Regions from separate parts of the Homo sapiens genome. Here region 2 is linked to region 1. A link is an interaction called in ENCODE POLR2A ChIA-PET data of the cell type or tissue named here. Cell type or tissue: PC-9. All regions are shown on one strand. Links, peaks and the distances in the headings refer to the core of each region. The heading gives the core; the rest is flanking DNA. Region 1 overlaps PPP2R5C (protein phosphatase 2 regulatory subunit B'gamma). Region 2 has its middle 14 kb from the start of WDR20.

The links. ChIA-PET counts read pairs that join two places held together with the same protein. Peaks named below come from ENCODE experiments on the same cell type or tissue, not always from the same donor. Only the 100,000 strongest peaks of a DNase experiment are listed, where the experiment ranks them.
Region 2: POLR2A ChIA-PET joins it to region 1 with 11 read pairs; 6 of 35 experiments call an interaction of 5 or more read pairs at or near these places.

What each region holds. Positions count from the first base shown.
Region 1 is chr14:101,774,933-101,784,154 of GRCh38, reverse strand. The region is part of intron 2 of PPP2R5C (protein phosphatase 2 regulatory subunit B'gamma); the gene reads right to left. Among named protein-coding and RNA genes, the nearest start is that of PPP2R5C, 18 kb to the right of the region's middle. RefSeq lists a silencer at 2,250-2,519. In PC-9, for the core only: no CTCF peak of the experiment used is centred there; no DNase peak of the experiment used is centred there.
Region 2 is chr14:102,120,791-102,130,012 of GRCh38, reverse strand. It overlaps a transcript of HSP90AA1 not described here. Among named protein-coding and RNA genes, the nearest start is that of WDR20, 14 kb to the left of the region's middle. In PC-9, for the core only: no CTCF peak of the experiment used is centred there; DNase peaks (open chromatin) are centred at 3,782, 4,382 and 5,382; H3K4me3 peaks cover 1,241 bases; H3K27ac peaks cover 3,555 bases.

The DNA.
Region 1 (9,222 bases), core at 455-8,454:
CATGTGACAGACTGCCCGGAACAGCAGGCAGCCTCTGACCTGGGAGGCAGGGGTCTCGGTTCCCTTCTCTCCCTCAGTCTGTGGCTTTTTCCTCAAAAGGTACTTTCTTGGGCTCTGAGCTTGACATCTGTCAATCTTTTGCCATGAAAGCCTGGGTCTTTCTTCCCTAAAAGCCCCTCCATAACCAGCTCCTCCACAGAATCCCCCAGTTAGACAGGTTTCTGCTCCGCCTTCTCTGGGTGCCCCTGGCATTGATTCCACAGTCTGGAGGAGCTGCTCCTAGGAGCTGTCCTGGCTTTAGATGTTCAGTCACATACGTGCGTGTTCCAGTAGATAATGTTCTCCATCTCCTTTTTATTTCACTATAGTGCCAGCCCAGCACTCACAGCGAGGACCTTGGGTAGAGGCCAATGACAGGGCTCCCCCGTGGCTTCTGACCCCCGCTGGAAGGTCGGCTGCATGGAAGGTGGCCCAGCCTAGGGGGCTGGGAAGCAAGTCCATGGGTCTTGACTGCCATGGGGACACACTGAGGATAGGCTTCTGCCCCTGAGAAAATAAGTCAGCCCTCGGGCACAGTTCCAAAGGGGCCCTTGGCCTTTTGGCCACCATGCCCCACTCCATTCTCTCGTCAGGGCCAAGACCAGAGAGAGGAGCCAGTCTGCCTGCTCTGCCCAGCCCAGCCACCAGCTGCCTGCCCCACAACACCGTGACCTGGTGCTCCCACCAACTCTGAGGGGGCATCTTCCTCCCCGATGGGACATCAGCTCAGGAGGGCAGGGCCTCTCCGCATGAGACATTGTCTGTCCCTGGGAAGGTGAGGTGATCTCCCTGAGGAAGGAGCTGCAGAGCTGCCCAAAGCAGATGCCACCAAGAACCTGGGCTCAGAGAGGGGGAGAAGGAGAGAGAGTGGGAGAGAGGGAGGGGGAAAGAGAGGGGGAGAAAGGGGGGGGAGAGAGAGAGGGGGAGGGGAGAAAGAGAAATGGGGAGAGAGGGAGGGGGAGGGGGAGAGGGGGAGAAGGGGGGAGAAAGAGAGAGGAGGAGAGAGAGAGGGGGAGGGGGAAAAAGAGGGGGTAGAGAGAAAAGAGGGGGAGAAAGAGAGAGGGGGAGAGGGACAAAGAGAGGAGGAGAGAGGGAGGAAGAGAAAGAGAGAGGGGAGGGGGAGGGGGAGGGGGAAGGGAGGGGGGAGAGGGAGAGAGGGGGGCAGAGAGGGAGGGGGAGAAAGAGAGAGGGAGAGGGAGGGGAGGGGGAAGGGGGAGAGGGCAGAGGGGGAGAAAGAGGGAGGGGAAGGGGGGAGGAGGAAAAGAGAGGGAGGAGAGAGGGAGGGGAAGGGGGAGAACAAGAGAGAAAGGGGAAAGAGAGGCAGGGGGAAGGGGAGAAAGAGAGAGGGGAGAGAGAGGGAGGGGAAGGGGGGAGAAAGAGAGAAAGTGGAAAGGGGGGGAGAAAGAGACAGAGGGGAGAGAGAGGGAAGGGGAGAAAGAGAGAGAGAAGGGGAGAGAGGGAGGGGAAGGGGGAGAGGGAGGGGAAGGGGGAGAGAGGGAGGGGAAGGGGGAGAGAGGGAGGGGAATGGGGAGAAAGGGGGGGAGAGAGAGGGAAGGGGAGAAAGAGAGAGGGAGGAGAGAGGGAGGGGGAGGGGGAGAGAGAAAGAGGAAAGAGAGGGAGGGGAAGGGGGAGAGGGAGCGGAAGGGGGAGAGAGGGAGGGGAAGGGGGAGAGAGGGAGGGGAATGGGGAGAAAGGGGGGGAGAGAGAGGGAAGGGGAGAAAGAGCCAGAGGGGAGAGAGAGGGAAGGGGAGAAAGAGAGAGAGAAGGGGAGAGAGGGAGGGGAAGGGGGAGAGGGAGGGGAAGGGGGAGAGAGGGAGGGGAAGGGGGAGAGAGGGAGGGGAATGGGGAGAAAGGGGGGGAGAGAGGGGGAAGGGGGAGAAAGAGAGAGGGAGGAGAGAGGGAGGGGGAGGGGGAGAGAGAAAGAGGAAAGAGAGGGAGGGGGAGGGGGAAAAAGAGAGAGGGGAGAGAGAGGGATGGGGAGGGGGAGGGGAAGAAGGGGGAGGGGGAGGGGGGAGGGGAAGAAAGGGTGGGGAGAGAGGGAGTGGGAGAGGGAGAAAGAGAGAAGGGGGAGAGAGGGAGGGAGGGAAGGAGGCACACAGGGAGAGAAGGATGAAGGGAATGAGGGAAGGAGAGAGAGAGGGCGAGGGGCTCCCTTGGGAGCAGCTGCCCAGAGCGGGTGGGCGCAGACGAGGTGGGAGCGGGAGCGGGTGCTAGGGCGGGCTCCTGGGTGCCGCTCCGGTACACCTGGCCACGGCCACGGCCACGGCTGGAGGATGAAGCCCCCGAGACGGGACGGAAAGGAAACGGGAGAGCGCGGTTCGCGGGCGGCCAAGCAGAGGGTTGGAGCGCGCAACGCAGGAGGCCAGATCGGCGTCCTCCGCTTCTTCCCCGGGTGGCCGGCTCCCCTCCTCCGGGCTCCGGGGCGAGGCAGCGGAGGCCGGGGCAAAGGCGGGACCCCGGCCTGGGGCCCATGCCGGAGGCTCCGGAGGCGGCCGGCGGGAGCTAAGGGTCTCCTTGGAAGGCCGGGACAGACAACACTCTTGAGAAAACGTGGTTGGGGCAGAGGGGTGCGTCAGGCGCCCAGGAAGGCGCAGGCTGGCAAGGGCAGGGGCGGGGAGGCTGGGGGGCGGCAGGAGGGCCCGGCGGGAGCCCACGCGGGTCTGCAGCGACAACAGGAGTGAGGTCGAGCCTGGCCCCACGCGCACAGCGCGCCTTGGCAGCCTAGCGGCTCAGGGGCCAAAGCCGCCAAGGTCGCTGTGCCACCGGGAGGCGCAGGGCGGGTTGAGGCTTCGGAGGGTGGGGAAGGTCTGAAGGGGTCCCTGAGGACAGAAGCCAGGGTCCCGGGAAATACGGCAGCTGTAAACAAGCCCTCCTCCTGGGCACCAGACACCACCAACACCGCTGGTTCGCTGGTTCGTGGACAGCCCGGTGGGGACCCTGCCGCAGCCCCGACACCCGGCTCCCTCCCTGCTCTGATGTCCCATAAACCTGCAAAGACTCCTCCAGTGGCGGCACCGCAAGGCACCTGTAGCTGGAGGGAGACGGCTAGGGAGGAAGGCTGGGGAGCGGCTGCCCCACGCTGCATTCCATGGTTCAGGCCGAGCTGGCGCATCCTTAGCTTACAGAGAGGAAAGCAAGGCTCAGGCTGTGGGGTGAGCGCCTGAAATCACCCAGTCAGTGCTGCAGCCAAGCCCCAGCCTCAGTCCCTGGACTCTGGGTCTGGGGTTGAGCCAAATGCTGGACCCCAACTTCCCCCTTACACCTCACACCGGAGCAATTCCATGCTCCAGTGCCTCTCAAAATCCTCCCTTTCTGCAATTTTATCGTAAACGGAACAAACTGCCACCACTTATGTGCCAAGGACTAAGTGATATGCCACTTAAGAAGTATTTTTAATGCCGGAAAGTCCAGCCTGAACCTGATCAAGCCCTGAGGTCTAACCACCAGTTCTTAGGAAAATACAAGAGAGAGAGGAGTGTGTTAACCAAAAGCAAAGCGATCTGGACGCAGGGAACCAGGGAACGTGGGGGAATGGCAGGAGGTGTCCTCCCGCAGCACCGGGCAGTCGAGCCACCACACTTCAGCCCAGGTGAGCCTCTGCTGTGGGCCCTGTTACATGCAAGCAGCCCCTCCCCCCAAGCGGCGACAACTAAGAGCGTCTCCAAACATTGCCAAATGTCCCTTGGGGGGCAAAATCACCCTTGGTTGACTATCATATCTCTCAAACGTATGGGAACAACCTGATTTAACAATTAAATTGCAAGGAGAAAAAGGAGAGGAGGAACCAGCACATATCACAACCTAGTGTAATGTGTGTACCTGATTTGGATCTCAGGACTCAATTCAATTCAGGACCCAAACCAACCAAATGAAAAAGGGAGGAGGGGAGGGGAGATTTAATGCTTACTCCTGAGAGTAAGGAATTGCAGTTAATATTTTTAGGTGAGGCAATCACGTTCTGGTTCTTGGAGTCCTTGTTGGAGGATACCACAGGTGGGACTTACAAATAAAATACGATGACTGAGATTTGCTTCAAAATAATGTAGTGTGAAGAGAGGGCCATGCATATGGAGGAGGAGGCCTGGATAAGACAAGATGGGTTGCAGTGGATGATGGCCAAGGCTGGGCAATGGGGACCTGGGGCTTCCCTATATGATTCCCTCGACTACTATGTATGTGAAAATAGTCCAAATGAACACGTTATTCCTCCCTGCATTAACCCCAGCCTCTATAGACCAGACAATCAGAACACCTTCCCTCATCTTTCTCCCAATCGTATTTTCAGTGTTGGTGGTACAGTGGTGAGCACAGCTGCCTCCAATCATATTTTCATACTGTTATTGGACTGACCTTTCTAAAGGTCCATCAGACCATTCCCCTGCTCACAAGATGCCAGTGGCTCCCCACTGCCTGCGGGAGAAAGTTCAAACTCCGTAGCATGGGGTTTGAGCTCAGCCGCTGTCTCCCCCACACTTATTTTTCCAGGACTCATCTCTCAATGTATGGGAGAGATGAGTCTCTCCTTTATTTCAGGAATGCTGGGCCACTCTCAGATTCTCAAATGTTCTCTGACCCTGCCCTGTTTCAATGCCTGTTTCTTCAGCATGAAATGCCCTCTTCCCGTTCCCAAACTCTCACCCCCACACAAAGCTTTTGATCTACTCAGCCTTCAGTTCTAGCTCAAATGCCATTCTCTTTAATGTTTTCCCCACTCATACACGCAGCCAGGCCCCACCATCTCCTCAGTGTTCTTAAGGGGGTTCCCTTACACTTCCATCAGGCTTGGAATCCCATGTCTGCTTCTACAAAGAGATTCTGAGCTTGTTGAGAGCATGGACACATCTCATGTCCCCGTTATCTGCCAACACTCAGGCAGGCTCCGGAGCTTGCTGCGTCTCCTTCACACAGTCACTGTCTCTCACGTCCTTAATTCCAGCCTTCACACAACCACTTCCATGCACACTTGATGTTCCAGCAATACCAAACTACTTGTCCTCCCAGACAAAACCTAGTTTTGTATGTCTTTTCAGATACTTTATTTTTATTTTTAATTTTTTTGAGACAGGGTCTGTCTGTCACTCAGGCTGGAGTGCAATTGCACAACCACAGCTCACTGCAACCTCAACCTGCTGGGCTCAAATGATTCTCCTCCCTCAGCCTCCTGAGTAGCTTAGTCTACAGGCACTCACCACCACATCTGGCTAATTTTTGTATTTTTTGTAGAGACAAGGTCTCACTATGTTGTCCAGGCAGGTCTTGAACTCCTAAGCTCAAGCAATCCAATCTGCTGTGGCCTCCCAAAAGTGCTAGGATTACAGGTGTGGTGAGCCACCGCACCCAGCCTTGGATCTTTTAAAAGTGCATCTGGCTCAAGGTAGTATGATACTGGCATAAGGACAGACATACAGATTGATGGAATAAAATTGAGAGCCAAGCCCATTCACCAGGGAAAGAACAGCGTCTTTAACAAATGATGCTGGGACAACTGGAGAGCCATATGGACAAGAATAAAGGTGGATCCCCCCTCACACCACAGGAAAAAAACGATTTCAACATGAATCACAAACCTAAACAGAAGAGCTGAAACCACACAACTCTTAGAAGAATACAAAGGTAAAGCTTCATGACCCTGGATTTGATAATGGTTTCTTAGCTATGACACCAAGGGTGCAAGCAACTAAAAAGAAAACAGATAAACCAGACTTCATAAAAATTAAACATTTTTGTGCAAAGGATACTATCAAGAAAGTGAAAAAACCCACAGAATGGGAGAACATATTTGCAAATTATATAAGGGTCTAGTATCCAGAATATGAAAAGAACTCTAACAACTCAATAACAAAAAGAAAACCCGATTAAAAAATGGGCAAAGGACTTGAACAGGCATTTCACCAAAAAAGATATACAAATGGCCAAACAAGCACATGAAAAGATGCTCACCACCTTTAGATGTTAGGTAAATGTAAATGAAAATTACAATGACATACTACTTCACACCTGCTGGGATACCTATTCTTTTTCAAACTGAAAAATAACTTGTTAGCATGGCCAGGCACCATGGCTCATGCCTCTAACCCCAGCACTTTGGGAGGCTGAGGCAGGAGGATTGCTTAAGCCCGTAAGTTCAAGACCAGTCTGGGCAATATAGTGAGACCCCTTTTCTACATTAAAAAAAAATAGCCAGGTATGGTGGCATGCACCTGTAGTCCCAGCTACTCAGGAAGCTGAGGCGAGAGGACAGCTTGAGCCCAGGAGTTCAAGGCTGCAGTGAGCCATCATTGTACCATCGCATTCCAGTCTAGGTGACAGAATGAGACCCTGTCTCAACAAAAAACAAGGGTCATAAAGGACGTGGAACTACAATTGGAACCCTTGTATATTGCTGGTGAGAATGTAAAATGGGGCAGCTGATATGGAAAACAGTTTGGTGGTTCTTCGGCAAGTTAAACATAAAATTACCATCCAAAGCCAGGTATGGTGGCTCAAGCTTGTAATCCCAGCACCTTGGGAGGCCGAGATGGGTGGATCACCTGAGGTCAGAAGTTTGAGACCAGCCTGGCCAACATGGTGAAACCCCATCCCTACTAAGAATACAAAAATTAGCCGGGCATGGTGGTGCTTGCCTGTAATCCCAGCTACTTGGGAGGCTGAGGCAGGAGAATCGCTTGAACCCAGGAGTTAGAGGTTGCAGTGAGCTGAGATGGCGCCACTATACTCCAGCCTGGGCAACAGAGCGAGACTCTGTCTTAAACACACAAACAAAAATGACCATCCATATGACCCAGCAATCTCACTCCTAGGCATATACCCAAAAGAACTGAAAACAAGTGTTCAAACAAAAATCGGTACACAATGTTCACAGCGCATTATTCACAATAGCCAAAAGGTAGAAACAACTCAAATATCCATCAACTGATGAAATGAAATGTGCTATATCCAAACAATAGAATATTAGCTATAAAAAGGAACGAGCGTTTGGGAGGCCGAGGCGGGCGGATCACGAGGTCAGGAGCTCGAGACCATCCTGGCCAACATGGTGAAACCCTGTCTCTACTAAAAATACAAAAATTAGCTGGGCATGGTGGTGTGCACCTGTAGTCCCAGCTACTCGGGAGGCTGAGGCAGGAGAATTGCTTGAACCCGGGAGGTGGAGGTTGCAGTGAGCCGAGATCACGCCATTGCACTCCAGCCTGGGCGACAGAGCAAGACTCCATCTCAAAAAAAAAAAAAAAAAGGGAATGAGGTATGACGCACGCTACAACATGGATGGACCTTGAAAGCATTCTGCGAAGTAAAGGAAGCCAGACACAGAAGGACAAATATTGCATGATTCCATTTCTATGAACTATTCAGAATCGGCACATCTACAGAGAGCAGACTGGTAGCTGCTAGAGGCTGGGGGAAGGGGAGTGAGGAGTGACTGCTGGTGGGAATGGGGCTTCCTTTTAGGGTGAGGAGGACTTTCTGGAATAGGTGGTGGAGAGGGCTGCACGACCCGCTGAGCATCCTTGAGTCTTCTGGGCTTATGGTGAGAACAGCAAGGGCCCCACGAAGACAGGGAGACACACACGCTTTGGGAGGATCAGCTGTTCTCAGTACAGAGAAGGCATTAGTGTTGGCTGAATAGGAAGTGAGAAACAACAGGTGTGCTTCCTCAGTTTAAGTGTTTACTCCTAAAATAAAAACTGGGTATCTATCTTAAAATGATAAGAAATCGCAGTAAAAAGGTATGATACTGTTTAGCGATCTGGTTTGGGCAACATCTAAAAAAAAAGGACTTGATTCTTCCCCTTTCGCCCTCTTCTGGAATGCTGGTTACAGGGAACTCACTCAGTGAGGGGAGAGATGACCTAGAATTTACTTTGGCCTCTTGATGTCTGGCTTAATGATGGGAAATTATTTTTCAAACTCAGTATTATCTGTCAAACCCAAATCAAAATAGTCGGCCCTTCCCTTCAGTAGAAGCCACTGAAAGTCGGTGGTCCCAGAGGGTTCCAAGCGAGCACTGTGGCCTCCACGTGTCTGAACAGTGGCTGCACACGAGCACCAGCTGCATTTTCTAGGAGGAAGGCGGGGGTGGAGTGGGGGGGGGGCACAATCTGAAATGCTATTTGAGACACTTGTCGGCCACTCAAATGGAAGCTACGGGAATAAAGAGGAAGTCGTTCCCTCCCCTTCCCAGAGCCTCTCCACTGAACAGACACGGGGTCCCTGGGGGAGGATGTGTCTTGCTGTGAGGATCTGGGATTCTGGAGTCTCTGGCTGGGGGAAGGAGGTGGTGGGGGTGTCTGGAGACAAGGAAAGATGAGGTGGCCAGTCCACATGGCAAGGCAAGGTGTTGCCCAGAAGGGCCTTGAAATTATGCAGGAGTTCAGGTTCCTAGCCAGGGTAGGTGGACTGCTGGCCCTGGGCCCAGCCCCACTGCCAGGCCCACAGGGAGGTACAGAGGCAAAGGGTGTTACCTGCCTCAGTGGTACATGGTCCTCTCCCAAGTCTTCCCAACAAGCATGGCTGCACTTCCTCAGGTAGAGGAAACAAGATGCCAGAGGTGTCCCTCACGCTCAGGGACAACGCCCCATTAGTTTCTAACAGAGACACAGCAAGCCCGAATGTCCAAGTGCCCTCACACCCCACAACCTTCCGTGCAGCCAGGCAACAGCACCCCAGTATATTGGGAGTAAAAGGCAATCTGTGCAGCAGATACATGGAAGTCTATTAGTTTCTCTACTTTGAAATATTTCATGGAAACAGCAAAATGGGCAACTGGATTTGTGACAAAGCCTCTCTCCTAGATGTTTTATCATATAAGGGATTTACCAAATGAAACAAGCAGCTCTTTCCCTTCATTTAAACACTGCAATTCTCAAAATTCACAACTAGATATAAGATATTTATTGTTCAGTTGGGCAGGGCCGAATCACTGATCTCTCAGTATCTCTTAGATGGTGAATAGAGTCAAACAAAAAAGATACCTCTTCCACAGACCATGGCTAGTACTGGTTTCAGATACAGGCCCAGGGACCAATACTAGCAGCTTCTCCAAGTGCTGAACCCGATTTGGATTCCAGTAGGCCGCGGCTGGGAAGCCACAGCCCATGAACCACATCTGGCCTCCTGGTTATTTTTGTAAATCAAGTTTTACTGGCATACACTCACGTCTGTTTATCCACCTGTTGTCTGTGG
Region 2 (9,222 bases), core at 472-8,471, 350 kb before region 1:
GGCGACAGAGCGAGACTCCATCTCAAAACAAAACAAAACAAAAAAAAAATTTCACACAAAAACTTATACGTGAATGTTCACAGCGGCATTATTCAAAATAGCCAAAAAGTGGAAACAAACCAAATGCCCATCAACTAATGAATGGATAAACAAAATGTGGTATATCCATACAATGGAATATTAATCAGCTATGATAGAAAGGAATGTAGTTGTCGGGCGTGGTGGCTCACGCCTGTAATCCCAGCACTTTGGGAGGCCAAGGCAGGCAGATCACATGGTCAGGGGTTCGAGACCAGCCTAGCCAACACGGTGAAACCTCGTCTCTACTAAAAAAATACAAAAATTAGCTGGGAATGGTGGCGTGCACCTGTAATTCTAGCTACTCGAGAGGCTGAGGCAGGAGAATTGCTTGAACCCGGGAGGCGGAGGCTGCAGTGAGCTGAGATCAAGCCACTGCACTTTAGGCTGGGCGACACAGCAAGACTCCAACTCAAAAAAAAAAAAAAAAGGAATGTAGTATAGAGACAGAAAGTAGATTTGTGGTAGCCTAGGGATGGGGAAATGACAGGGAAGGAGTCGTGACTGCTAATGAGCCCAGGGTTTCTTTTAGAGGTGATAATTGCACAGTTCTGAATATACCAGAAACCACTGAATAATAGTCGTTGGGTGAATTATATGTGCAGTTAAAAAAAATCAAACCTAGCCAGGTGGGCGTGGTGGCACATGCCTGTAGTAATCCCCTGTAGTAATCTCGGGAGGCTGACAGGAGAATTGCTTGAACCCTGGAGGCAGAGGTTGCAGTGAGCTGAGATTGCCCCACTGCATTCCAGCCTGGGCGACAGAGTGAGACTCCGTCTCAAAAAAAAAAAAAAAAAAAAATCAAAACTAGAGCCACTCTATCTATAGTGCTCAATTTATTTTTCAAACAGCTGCTAAATTATCCAGGCATAACTACTTATTAGGTTGTTTGAACTGTACCTGGTAAATGGAACTGTTAGATTTTTCTATTGGTCCAGGGAGCGCCATAAAGAAATTCTGAAACACTAAGGGCTCTGAGAACCAAGAAAACTTGGGAATCACCGTAAGGCATAAACCTTTCTCATTTCTTACCTTCCAACTTATACCTCCCTTCTTATCTCTATCTGAACCCATTCTTATTCTTCTAGGTTAAAAGAAGAAGTACCTCTTCTCTTCTTTTCTTTCTTTTTTCTTAAGATGGAGTGTCGCTATATGGCTCACGCTGGAATGCAGTGGCATGATCTCAGCTCCCTGTAACCTCCGCCTCCTGGGTTCAAGCAATTCACTGTCTCAGCTTCCTGAGTAGCTGGTACTACAGGCATGCACCATCACACCCGGCTAATTTTTTTTTTTTTTTTTTTTTTCCGAGACGGAGTTTTGCTCTTACTGCCCAGGCTAGAGTGCAATGGTGCGATCTTGGCTTACTGCAACCTCTGCCTCCTGGGTTCAAGCAATCTCCTGCCTCAGCCTCCCGAGTAGCTGGGATTACAGGCGCCCGCCACCATGCCCAGCTAATTTTTTGTGTTTTCAGTAGAGATGGGGTTTCATCATGTTGGCCAGGCTGGTCTCGAACCCCTGACCTCAGGTGATCCACCCACCTCGGCCTCCCAAAGTTCTGGGATTACAGGCGTGAGCCACTGCGCCCATCCTAATTTTTGTATTTTGGGTAGAGACGGGGTTTCACCATGTTGGTCAGGCTGGTCTTGAATTGCTGACCTCAAGTGATCCACCCACCTCGGCCTCCCAAAGTGCTGGCATTACAAGTGTGAGCCACCGTGCCCAGCCACCTCTTCTTTTCAAGATCAATTTCTCCACCATGTTCTTGTAACAAATTCCTGGTCTCCTCTAGGACACCCTGCTCCAGCAGCAAGTTACTGTTTCTCCTGGGCAGACTCCCACACTGCACTGCCTCCTCCCATGTAGTATGAGCCTGCTGAGCAAAGAAGAGAGCAGCACAGAAGAACCAATGTTCATTTCTGCTTGAGAGTTTGGCAGTGTGTTGGTAATTGTTAATAGAATTGCTTCTTTCTCCAATTAAAAACAAAACATGGCTGGTGTGGTGGCTCACACCTATAATCCCAGCACTTTGGGAGGCCGAGGCAAGAGGATAGCTAGAGCCCAAGAGGTCACAACCAACCTGGCAACATAGCAAGGCCCTGTCTCTATAAAAATAAGGTTAGCCAGGCGTGGCAACACACACTTGTAGTCCCAGCTACTCGGGAGGCTGAGTTGGGAGGATCGCTTGAGCCCAGAAAGTTGAGGCTGCAGTGAGCTGTGTTCATAACACTGCATTCCAGCCTGGGCCACAGAACAAGACCTTGACTCAAAAAATGTATGTGTATATATATAATAAAACAAAACACCTCTGCCTATTGCTTACTGTCTCCAGTCCCAGCCTTGAAAGAGTCACAGCTGTCTCCTACCCCCTCAAATAAATATAACTCCATGTGTGCTATTTTAATTATCTTAGACTCTAGGGATAAGACTGAAATGTGGGTTCCAAACCATAGTAATAAAGGGAAAATACAGGAAGAAAATAAGAGAACTGTCATAAGGCTGGGACATTCTGCCTCAGTCACAGAACTAATTGAATTATTACAGTATGTTAGAACTGAATTCAAATTAGGACATCACTTTTTGTAGATAGAACTCATGCTAGCTTTGTTTTTCATTGTTAAGCTCCTCCAGTAAGAAGTAAAACAACAGCTTATCCAAGCAGCTTAATGAGCATTGTGGGTTTTATCTTTGCAAAGATTAGAGCAAGGACGTTCAAGCTTAATAGCCTCAATAACAGTTCCTAACTTTTTTCTATCTGAGATCCTGAAACAGGAAAGATGAGATTTTTTAAAGAGCTAGTATGCTATATGTAAAGAAAAAATTAACTTGTTACTTATATATAATTATAAGTACTTATTGGGAGGAGGCTATGAAGAGGTGATTTAAAAAAAAAAAAAAAGTACTTCTCACTCTCTGAAGAGCCTCATCAGCATTATTGGCCTTTTGAGAAGCAGCCAGTAAAACAGTGATTTTTAGCCATAGATTGCTGTAAAGTAGTAGCTGGGGCCTGTGGCAGGAAGTAAGATTCATTTGTTAATTTAAAAATTCATTTTAGGAGTTACTGATTGGGAAAACAAAAACACAGTTTATGATATTAAAAGAATCTAGTCGGCCGGGCGCAGTGGCTCACGCCTGTAGTCCCAGGACTTTGGGAGGCCTAGGCGGGCAGATCACGAGGTCAGGAGATCGAGACCATTCTGGCTAACACCGTGAAACCCCATCTCTACTAAAAGTACAAAAACAAAGTTAGCCGGGCGTGGTGGCGGGCGCCTGTAGTCTCAGCTACTCTTGAGGCTGAGGCAAGAGAATGGCGTGAACCCGGGAGGCGGAGCTTGCAGTGAGTCGTGGTTGCGCCACTGCACTCCAGCCTGGGAACAGAGCGAGACTCCGTCTCAAAAAAGAAAAAAAAAAAGAATCTAGTCGAGGATGCAGTCAGTATCTACCCATTTAGACTCCGAGTTTCTTGAGAGGAGGAGCCATTCTTTTTCCGCTTTAAGAATCCCCTAAGATATTGCTAAGCACATAGTAAATAATCAACACATACTGAATTGGATTTCTAGTTTGTTCCTCTTCCATCTTCTTCATATTTTTGCGTTTTGTTTTTCTCTTTTCCTGGTGTTTCCATGTCCACGTGTCCCCTTACTGAGCTATGGTAACTTGTAGTTCCTCATACCTGTCACACCTGTGCTTTCATGCTTTTGCATAAGTGAGATTCCCTTTCCTCTCTGTTCATCAGAGGGAATAGAAGGCCGCTCATCCCAGAAGACTTCACTCCAAAAATCACTCCTGCCTGGTATGCTCTCTGCTTATTCATCCCTCACTTTTCAACTTAAAGGCTGCCTTCTCAGAGAGGCTTTCCCTGAGGCCCCAAATGTAAGTTATGTCACCTTATTTTCTCATGGAATTATTTCCCGTATAGCACTTAGCACAATTTCTAATAATATATACATCATACACACACATATTTATATGTTTTCTTAAATAAAAGCCACCTCCCTCAGTAGACCGTAAGCTTATAATAGGGATCCTGCCTATTTTTGTTTGGCATGTCGTGTGTAGATTGGGGCCTGACATTCAATAGGTACTCAATACACACTTGCCAAATGAGTGACTCACCTTTGAGAAAGATTCTCTTTTAGCACCTTATGTTAATACTTAACTTTATTATGACATTTATTACATTGCTGTCTCATCTCACTAGGTTGTTCGCTACACACGATTGCAGTTCACAGACTTAAAAATATGCTCATGCATGCTTTCTTTTCTTATACCTTCCCCCTGAGGTTAAACTCTGCCTTAGGTCACATTACTCATGCTTTCAGAAAGCTCTGCTTCTAGCTTTCTGAGCGGGGGAGATTCAGCCCCTTGTTTATTTTATGTATTTGGCTTTCAGGTAAATATCTACTTAGCATGCCCATTGTTCACTCACTTCCTTAGTCCCAGCTCATTCTGCTTCCCTCTTCCTAAAAAATAACAAAAACGAAACACTCCTGTCCTTGGAGAATAATTTTTGCATATGGTCACATTTCAGTTTAGTAGGATAGAATATTGAATTTGCTGGATAGGTTTTAACATTGCAAGAATTATCAACTGGGTTTTTATTGTGGCTCTAGATCTGTTTGTTGGGATAAGAAAAGATTATGAGGTTGGGCACAGTGGCTCATGCCTGTAATCCCAGCACTTTGGGAGGCTGAGGCAGTCGGATCACTTCAGCCCAGGAGTTGGAGACCAGCCTAGGCAACACAAGGAGCCCCCATCTCTACAAAAAATAAATAAAAATTAACTAGATATGGTGATACATGGCTATAGTCCCAGCTACTTGGGAGGCTGAGATGGGAGGATCGCTTGAACCCAGGAGTTTGAGGCTTCAGTGAGCTGTGATCACACCACTGAACTCCAGCCTAGGCAACAGAGTGAGACTTCATCTCAAAAAAATAAATAAAGATTATGAATGTGGGCACTGAATGATTTTTCTTTTTACCATGTCTTTCTCATCTATAGCAATGCTTTATAGATTGTTGGTGCTCAATAACTATTTAGTGGATTGAATATATACTCAAAAAAGAGCACTGGACTTAAGGTCAAAAGACATAACATAAATTCTATTCATGATCACATTATTTAATATTGTGACAGTATAGTACATAAAAGTTTTAAATGAAATTATTATTTATATATGATTAGATGTTGGAAATCTAAGAGGATCAACTGAAGAACTGTAAGAAACAATAAGAAGCCAAGCATGGTGGTATACACCTGTAATTCCAGCTAATCAGGAGGCTGAGGCAGGAGGATTGCTTGAGGCCAGGAGTTCAAGTTTACATTGTGAATCATGATAGTGCCACTGCACTCCAGCCTGGGGGATATAGCTAGACTCCCATCTCTAAAAAAGAAAAAAAGAAACAATAGACAATGTAATATAGCAGATTTAAAAAGTAGCATTCAGGCCAGGCACAGTGGCTCACACCTATAATCCCAGCACTTTGGGAAGCCAGGGTGGGCAGATCACCTGAGGTTAGGAGTTCAAGACCAACCTGGCCAACATGGTGAAACCCCCACCTCTACTAAAAACACAAAAATTAGCTGGGCATGGTGGCGAGCACCTGTAATCCCAGCTATGTGGGAGGCTGAGGCAGGAGAATCACTTGAACCCAGGAGGCAGAGGTTGCAGTGAGCCCAGATCGTGCCATTGTGCTCCAGCCTGGGAGACAAAGTGGAACTCCATCTCAAAAAAAAAAAAAAAAAAATTAGCATTCAAACATCAATAACTGTCTCTACTTTCTCTGTCAAATAGTAACTAATTTAAGTATAATGGAAGAAAATGTCACATTCACAATAACAAAATAAGATAAATAGGCTGGACGTGGTAGTTTCCGCCTGTAATCCCAGCATTTTGGGAGGCAGAGGCCAGGAGTTCATGAGGAGCCTGGGCAACAGAGGGAGGCGCCATCTCTTCAGAAAATTTAAAGATTAACCAGGTGTGGTGGCACACACCTGTAGTCCCAGCTGCTGGGGAGGCTGAGGTGGGATCATTGCCTGAGCCCAGGAGGTTGAGGCTGTAGTAAGCCATGTTTACACCCCTGCACTCCAGCCTAGGTTGGCAGAATGAGACCCTGTCTCAATTAAAAAAAACACGGTTGCTAGTATACATCTCACAGGGAAGTGGGGGGTGCCTTTAATTTCATTGACTGCAGTGTGAATGGTGCCCCCTGAGATGAACCACACAGTTTCTCTGAATATATTTAGAACATGTTCATAAACTATCTGGACATAGTGGCTTATGCCTGTAATCCTAGTACTGTAGGAGACCAAGGCGGGAGGATCCCTTGAGGCTAGGAGTTTGAGACCAGCCTGGACAACATAGTGAGATGCAATCTCTTAAAAAAAAAAGAAAAAAAAAACCACAAGGTTTTAGAAACTACTTGAAGAGCACTCTTAAATTCTGAAGAAACAAAATAATTAAAACACCTCATTCTTAGGTAACAAGACTCAACATTGTAGAAATGACAGGGTTTTTTGTTTTTGTTTTTGTTTTTTGTCTTTCTTTTTTTAGACCGAGTCTCGCTCTGTTGCCCAGACTGGAGTGCAGTGGTTGTGATCTTGGCTCACTACTGCCTCCCAGGTTAAAGCAATTCTGCCTAACCCTCTCAAGTAGCTGGGATTACAGGGGCCTACCACCACGCTCGGCTAATTTTTTGTATTTTTAGTAGAAATGGGGTTTCACCATCTTGGTCAAGCTGGTCTCGAACTCCTGACCTCAGGTGATCCACCCACCTTGGCCTCCCAAAATACTGGGATTACAGGCATGAGCCACTGTGCCTGGCCAAAATGACAGTTCTGTCTGGATCAGTGTGTAAGTTGAATTCAGGCCAAATCAAAATCAACAGAATTTTATTTACAGTTTGTCAGAATTATTCTAAGTTTCATTTGGAATAAGCATTTAAGAATCACTATGAAAAAGAAGAGTATTGGCTGGGCGCAGTGGCTCATGCCTATAATCCCAGCACTTAGGGAGGCTGAGGCGGGTGGATCACCTGAGGTCAGGAGTTCGAGACCAGCCTGGCCAACGTGGTGAAACCCCGTCTCTACTAAAAATACAAAAATCAGCTGGGCATGGTGGCAGGCACCTGTAATCCCAGCTACTCGGGAGGCTGAAACAGGAGAATCGCTCGAACCCAGGAGGCAGAGGTTGCAGTGAGCTGAGATCGAACCCTTGCGCTCCAGCCTGGGCAACAGAGTGAGACTCTGTCTCAAAAAATATATATAAAAAATAAAAAAAAGAAAAAGAAGAGTAATGGCAGGAGTGGAGTGGGGGGACTTGCCTCCCAAATATTAATATGTATTATAAAACCTCTTAAGCTGGGCACAGTGGCTCACGCCTATAATCCCAACACTTTGGGAGGCCGAGGCAGGTGGATCACAAGATCAGGAGATCAAGACCATCCTGGCTAACACAGTGAAACCCCGTCTCTACTAAAAACACAACAAAATTAGCCGGGTGTGGTTGTGGGCACCTGTAGTCCCAGCTACTCGGGAGGCTGAGGTAGGAGAATGTTGTGAACCTGGGAGGTGGAGCTTGCACTGAGCCAAGATCACACCACTGCACTCCAGCCTGGGCGACAGAGCGAGACTCCGTCAAAAAAAAAAAAAAAAAAAGTCTTTAAACAGATCCTTTTCCTAAAATGGAATAAGTACAGAATTAGACCCCAATAAAAATGGACATATGATAGAGATGGCAGGATTAATTTAAGAAGAGGTATTGGAACAACCAACTAACCATTTATAATTTTAAAATTGGATTCCTACTTCCCTCCTCACTCCAAAATAAACTCCAGATAGAGCAAAGATTTTAATATAAAAAATAACCATAAGAGAAAGAAATGACTTGAATAAATATATTTATAATCTTGAAGTGAGGAAAGCTTTTCTAAACATAGCCCAAAATTCAGAAGCCATAGGATATTTTTATTTTATGTCTTGCATGGCACAAGACACCATATGAAAAGACAACAACCTTGGAAAAAATATTCACAACACATATGGCAAGGGATTAACATCCTTAATAATAAAAACTTATTTCGAGCAATTAGAAAGAAAACCCAGTAGAAAAAAATAGGCAAAGGACATAAGCAAGCAATTCACAAAAGTTGCATTCATTAGGATTTTTGTTGATGACTTCTGAGTTTCCTGTCATGCCTAGAAAGAATTTCCCCACTCCAGGGTGCTCATTGTTTTCTAATAACTAAAGAAATGCAAATTGAAACTATTTTTTACTATCACATTGGAAAATATCAATTATCAATATAAAATTGATAATAGTGTTAGCACAGATGTTAATGTTGGCACAAGTATTAAGAAACAGGATGGGTTCACATACTTGGTGAGAAAAAAAACAGGCATTTTGATTTTCCATTAGTGAGAATGCAAGTTGCTGTTATTTATTTGGAGGGCAATTTGATCATTTCTGTCAAAATACTTATTGTAGTTATGTGATTTGACTCAACTCAAGTTCTAGGAATTTACCCGCATAAATGTACAAAGATTATGTGTATAAGGATTTTCACCAAAGCATTGTTCTTAATAGTGAAAAATTGGCAATAATCTAAGTACCCATCAATAGAGAATTCAATAAATAAATTATGGAAATGACATACTTTACAGCTGTTAAACAATGAATTCATAAACTTACATATACTGACATGAAAACATATCCAAAATATATTAAATGAAAAATACAGGCCTGGTGTGGTGGCTCACACCTGTATCCTAGCACTTTGGAAGGCTGAGGCAGGAGCATCAATCATTTAAGCCCAGGGGGTTGAAGCTGCAGTGAGTCATGATCACACCATTGCACTCCAGCCTGGGCCACAGAGCAAGACCCTGTCTCAACTTTACGTGTGTGTGTGTGTGTGTGTATGTGTGTGTGTGTGTGTGTGTGTATGTTGCAGATTAGTATGTATAATATTTCATTTTCTGAAAAGCAGAAATTTTTTTTTTTTGAGACTGAGTCTAGCTCTTGTTGCCCAGGCTGGAGTGCAGTGGTGCAATCTCAGCTCACTGCAACTTCCACCTCCTGAGTTCAAGCGATCCTCCTGCCTCTGCCTCCTGAGTAGCTGGGATTATAGGCGCCCACCGCCACGCTAATTT